2 separate regions of the Homo sapiens genome follow, and region 1 is linked to region 2. Evidence: chromatin loops called from intact Hi-C (ENCODE). Cell type or tissue: endothelial cell of umbilical vein. All regions are shown on one strand. Each heading gives the region's core, and the rest is flanking DNA. Links, peaks and the distances in the headings are about the cores only. Region 1 overlaps PPFIA1 (PPFI scaffold protein A1). Region 2 overlaps PPFIA1 (PPFI scaffold protein A1).

Region 1 (2,910 bases), core at 224-2,723, 54 kb before region 2:
TCTGGTGACAGCTAACATGTTTCCATGATGACAGTACTCAGAGTCCAGGCTTAAACTTTTTCCAAATCAAATGAAAAAGAACGAAGGTAGAGGTTGGAATATTTATTTGGTTTCAGCTGACTGAACCCTTTCTAGTACACGATACAACCTAAGTGACCTATTTATAAATGAGACAGAAATTAACTTTTTTTTTTTTTTTTTGAAACAGGATCTTGCTCTGTCACACAGGCTGAATGAAGTACAGTGGCGCAATCTTGGCTCACTACAACCTCCACCTCCTGGGTTCAAGCGATTTTCATGCCTTAGCTTCTCAAGTAGCTGGGACTACAGGCGGGTGCCCCCAGGCCTGGCTAATTTTTATATTTTTAGTAGAGATGGCGTTTGGCCATGTTGGCCAGGCTGGTCTTGAACTCCTGGCTGAAGTGATCTGCCTGCCTCAGCCTCCCAAAGTGCTGGGATTACAGACGTGAGCCACCACGCCCAGCCAGAAATTAACTTCCAATGCATGAATAATAAAGGGGTGAGGGTTGGGCCCAAAAAATGATCCTAGTGCAGGGGCTGGCAAACTAGAACCTGACGGCCAAAACCAGCCCACTGCTTGTTTCTACAAATGAATTTTATTGGAACATAGCCAGACTCATTCATTTACACGTTATTTATGGCTGCTTTTGTGCTAATGACTTGATTGGCATAAAATTATTTAATTACTCATAACTACTAAAAGCCTAAAATATTTACAATCTGGCCCTTTATAAAAACCACTTACCTACTCTCATTCTAGAGAATAAGAATGATAAACAATTTCCCATACACACAAATGGGGCATGGACTTAGCAAACAATAAGTTAATTCAGTGACTGGATAACTGTGCATACCTTTTCCACTTTAAAGAATAATTCCCATTTTCGGTAACAGCTGCTAACCACTGTTACACACGCCTGCTCAGGGGCAGATGAGCAATCTTTTGGCAGAGGGTGGGAAAGCTCCAGCATGTCCGTGTTATCTAACTTACCTTATCTTCCAAAGCAGCCATTCTCTCTTTAAGATGAAGTTGAAGCCTCTCATTAGATTCTGAAAGCAGCTTGTCAACAGTGTCTGATAAACGTTTATTATGTTCTTCGTTCATTTTTTCTCTTTGCCTTGCCTAAAGCAGGAGAAACAAAGTCTTATAAACCTCACGTAAATCCTCGATCATTATTTTAAAAGCACAAGGACCAACAGGGTGAGCCCCATGTGTGCCCTCCCCTCCCCCAGTTGCTCCCCACACTGCCATCTTGAGTGGACTTTTGCATGGTGACCAGAACCAACTCATGGACACAGGGAGCACGGGACAAGTCTTGGAAAGGTCATTAACTAGAAGGTCCCACTGCTCCTGCCACAGGACTCCTCAGGAATGTCACTAGTTGTTAACTGTCAGAGGGACTTAAGGAGCAGATTTATAGCAGATATTTAGAGGATGAGCCTGTCTCCACGCTGGTAGAGGAATTTCCCCTTGTGTAACTAAAAGCTTGGGTCTGGATTTGGGGAGGAAGGGTGAACTTAATTTACAAAGCAAAAAAGTTAAAAAGTTTGTTTTGGAAAAAAAAATTGTGCTAGAGAGACCTTCATATTTTTTCTTTATATCTTTATGTTGCTTAAATTTCTCGTAATGGAAATTTACATTCAAAAATTATAAATAATTACCTTAAGTAATTTTAATATGTAGTAACAAAACTGACATGTCTATTATTTTATAAAACCATAATCAAATTCATGGTTTAAAACCTTTGTTTCTCAAATGACAGGCAGAAAGGGACAGGAAGTGTCAGTAGGTGGCACCTGTCCAGGTGGCACCTCCATGCCCTCATCGCCCAAGTGCCCTTGCAGTGCTCAGGGGGCTCCTCCCAGGCAGGAGGCAATGGCACGGGGTTACGACGTGCACCCGAGTCATGCTGCCCAGGCAGGAGGAGACAGCCATGAGACCGCGCCATCAGCAGTGCATTCGAACCCCGTGCGCCCAATTTCTGCACTGGGAAAACATGGGTAGTGACCTCTCCTTTTCTCATAAGGTCTAACATGTAGCAACTATCATTACCTGAAAGGGTCCAGCACATCATGTGCCATACGGAGTATCGCATACTTCCTCTTGGGAAAGAAACAATATCCTTCTTTGTGCTTATTTTCCGTCAGCATTTAAATAATTTTTAAAGAACACAGCTTAAAGTTCACTGTTGTGTCTGTGAGCATGAGTGTGCATTTTGGAAGGGGAGGTGGGGACTGCCTAAAATGCACCCTCTCACTGGGAGTCGGAATCGTCGTTTCCCAGAAGCTCCTTTGATTCTCTGCAGGGCATGGCCAAGAATACAGATTTCTGGTGAAAACAAAATCTAGTAGCCTTAAATTAATGTTATAAAGTGGGCTGATGTGACGGTGCAAGAGTTCTAAAATTAGACGCTGCATGCTTCCTTTCTCCACCTACTTGTTAAAGAGAAATCTACCCCAAACCCCAGGCCTGGTACCAGCTGGCCCTGGGACTGCTCTTGCTATATCTTTTTCCTGGATGTTCCATATTGACATCCACCCAACTCTTTCAGGAAAACAATCTTAGGATTCAATGGACAGAAGTCTCCACTGCCACACTCCTTCCTAGTGCTTTTTATTGTAGCTCAATTACGGTGTTGCTCTTGCTTAGAAACATTCATTCCAACACGCCATTATGTTTGGAGTATTTTAACCTGGGACAGAGGTCAGGCCTCTGACCTGCATGTGGGAATTCAGTGCCATATCCTAGAAAAGTGGACTAGTCATTCAGGACAATGGACCTGCCTCTACATTTGCAGGGGGTAGGGGGGCCACGCCGGTACCACAGCTACCTAGAACAGTTCCCCTGATAGGCCGCTAGACAAGCAAGAAGCATTTTTGGACACCTGA
Region 2 (2,910 bases), core at 178-2,677:
AAAAAAAAAAAAAAAAGCCAGGCACGGTGGCTCACGCCTGTAATCCCAGCACTTTGGGAGGCCAAGGCATGCAGTGGATCATGAGGTCAGGAGATCGCGACCATTCTGGCTAACATGGTGAAACCCTGTCTCTACTAAAAATACAAAACAAAAACTAGCTGGATGTAGTGGCGGGCACCTGTAGTCCCAGCTACTGGGGAGGCTGAGGCAGAAGAATGGTGTGAACCCAGGGGGTGGAGCTTGCAGTGAGCCGAGATCACGCCACTGCACTCCAGCCTGGGTGACAGAGCAAGACTCCATCTCAAAAAAAAAAAAAAAAAAAAAAAAAAAATCAGCACTCAAAAAGGAAACATACATGGGATCAAGTCATAGAATAAACATTAGGTAGCTGGGCACACTGGTTCATGCCTGTAGTGGTAGCTACTCAGGAAGCCAAGGCAGAAGGATGGCTTGAGCCCTGGAGTTGGAGATCAGCCTAGGCAACACAGCAAGACCCCATCTCCAAAGTAAGACTAAACACCACGCACACAACCTCTCCTACCTCCCTAGCCTCCTTCTTTGCCACTGCCAGATATGTCATCACAAACCCTCCCTCGGTCTGACACAGGGCATGGGGAAGAGTAGAGACTACAGCAGGGTGGAACAGCCCACACAGTGGCCAAGACGGGAATTGGAGGCCAAGGGCTGTGTCTCCCGCTGGGCAGGCCACTTGCTCTACTGTCTTTAAGTGGTTAAGTGACTGGGCAGGGGCAAATGGGGGATTCTGATTAGAAACTGGACAATGTCATGAGAAGCAGACTGGAAAAAAAAAAAAGAAACTGGACAAGGTAGCCTAAGCGAGGTGAGTGGGTTCTGTATGCTCCCTATCAAGTAATGATAACCAATGTCTCCAGACTCCGCATATGCTGCAGACAGAGAGAGCACGCCCGCTTCAGCTCCAGTTTCAGTGATACGCGGGGTGGCCTGTAGCCCGGCAACCCACCAAAAACTAGAAAAGGTGAGTATGACTTGAAAGTCTGCAGGCATCAAAGAGATGCCAAGGCAGCCACAAATGAAGGGACCAACATTCCAAACCAAAGAGAGGCCCACTGAGGTGAGTCCACTATTCAGAGCCCCCACTCTTTCTGTCAGTGCATTTGACAATTTGGAAGGATTTGGGGGCAGTACACTGATAACTGGGAAGAAAACTCAGCAGAAAGTAGAGGCTACAGAGCTCTAGAAAGCCCCAAGGGTCTGGGGAGACAAAAAGAAGTACAGGCCTGACAGTCAGCCAGGACTTAAGGGGCCAAGATCCCAGAGAAAAGGGAGACACAGGAAATGAGCCCAACACTCTGCAAACCTGGCCGAGAAGCTGGGCTTTCAGTAGTCTCATGGCGTTAAGGAGACAAAACTTGGGCTCCAGGACACGCCAAGAAAGAGGGGCCCTGGGAAACACTCCAGGGTTTCAGATGGAACCCCCGGATGGTTACACCAGGAGCAGGAGGTTGGGGGAAGGCAGCTTCAACTGACGCTTACTGACTGAATCCCAGCCTCTGGTCACCCAGGCCCTGACTGAGCTGAGATGATCTGTCCCTACTCTGGGCATGTGCCAGATGACAGAGGGAAACTTTCTGAAGGAAGACAGCATCACCCAGCGCTTTCTACAGTTTTTCATACATAATGTCTGACTCAATTAAAAAAACAAAAATGGGCGTTATCAACAAATGAACCTAGAGAAAAAAGAAAAACAGAAATGGATCCGGAGGTGACCCATATAATAGAGTTATCAGATGCAAATGTCAACTATTCAAAAATATACTTGACAAAAGGAAAAAATTTCACTAGAGAACTAGAATAGTAAAAGGAATTAAGCAGACTCTAGAACTGAAAATTATAACTGAAATTAAGAACTCAATCTATGGGCTAAACAGCAGATTGGACACAAATGAAGAGGGGATGAGTGAGGTGGAAGATGGGTCAGTAAAAAAAATCTGGACTTTAGATTTTGGGCACAATAGCTCACACCTGTAATCCCAGTGCTTTGACATGTCAAGGTAGGAGGCTCACTTGAGGTCAGGAGTTTAAGAACAGCTTGGGCAAAATAGCAAGACCCTGCCTCTACAAAAAATTTAAAAATTAGCTGGGCACAGTGGCACATACCTATAGTCCCAGCTACTCAGAAGGCTGAGGCAGAAGGATTGCTTGAGCCCTGGAGTTTGAGGCTGCAGTGAACAGTGATCACGCGCGCCACTGCACTGCAGCCTCGGCAACAACAGGGTGCCTGTCTTTTTCTTTTTCCCCGAGACGGAGTTTCGCTCTTGCCACCCAGGCTGGAGTGCAATGGCGTGATCTTGGCTCACTGCAACCTCCGTCTCCCAGGTTCAAGTGAGTCTCCTGCCTCAGCCTCCCAAGTAGCTGGGATTACAGGCATGTGCCACCATGCCCGGCTATTTTTTGTATTTTTAGTAGAGACAGGGTTTCACCATGTTGGCCAGGCTGGTCTCGAACTCCTGACTTCAAGTGATTCACCCACCTTGGCCTCCCAAAGTGCTGGGATTACAGGCGTGAGCCACTGCACCCAGCCACCTGTCTCTTAAAAATTTTTATATACATATATATTTATATATATATATGTATGTACGTATATATATATACACACATATATACACACATGCTAGCTCATGCCTGTAATCCCAACACTTTCGGAGACTGAGGCAAGTGGATCACTTAAGTCCAGGAGTTTGAGACCAGTCTGTGCAACATGGCAAAACCCCACCTCCACTGAAAATACAGAAATTAGCCAGGTGTGGTGGCACGCACCTGTAGTCCCTGCTACTCAGGAGCTGAGGTGGGAGGATCGCTTGAGCCCAGAAGGCAGATGCTGCAGTGAGCTGAGACTGCACCACTACACTACAGCCTGGGCAACAGAGC

The links. A loop is a pair of places that touch in the nucleus more often than their neighbours do. Peaks named below come from ENCODE experiments on the same cell type or tissue, not always from the same donor. Only the 100,000 strongest peaks of a DNase experiment are listed, where the experiment ranks them.
Region 1: it touches region 2 in a loop (2.1-fold over the local background); 8 of 110 quality-filtered maps call a loop at or near these places.

Annotation. Positions count from the first base shown.
Region 1 is chr11:70,333,797-70,336,706 of GRCh38, reverse strand. It overlaps PPFIA1 (PPFI scaffold protein A1), which reads right to left. Exons shown (of 28, transcript NM_003626.5): 11 at 1,013-1,144. Among named protein-coding and RNA genes, the nearest start is that of MIR548K, 51 kb to the right of the region's middle. In endothelial cell of umbilical vein, for the core only: no CTCF peak of the experiment used is centred there; no DNase peak of the experiment used is centred there.
Region 2 is chr11:70,279,940-70,282,849 of GRCh38, reverse strand. The region is part of intron 2 of PPFIA1 (PPFI scaffold protein A1); the gene reads right to left. Among named protein-coding and RNA genes, the nearest start is that of MIR548K, 2.6 kb to the left of the region's middle. In endothelial cell of umbilical vein, for the core only: no CTCF peak of the experiment used is centred there; a DNase peak (open chromatin) is centred at 1,589; H3K27ac peaks cover 1,113 bases.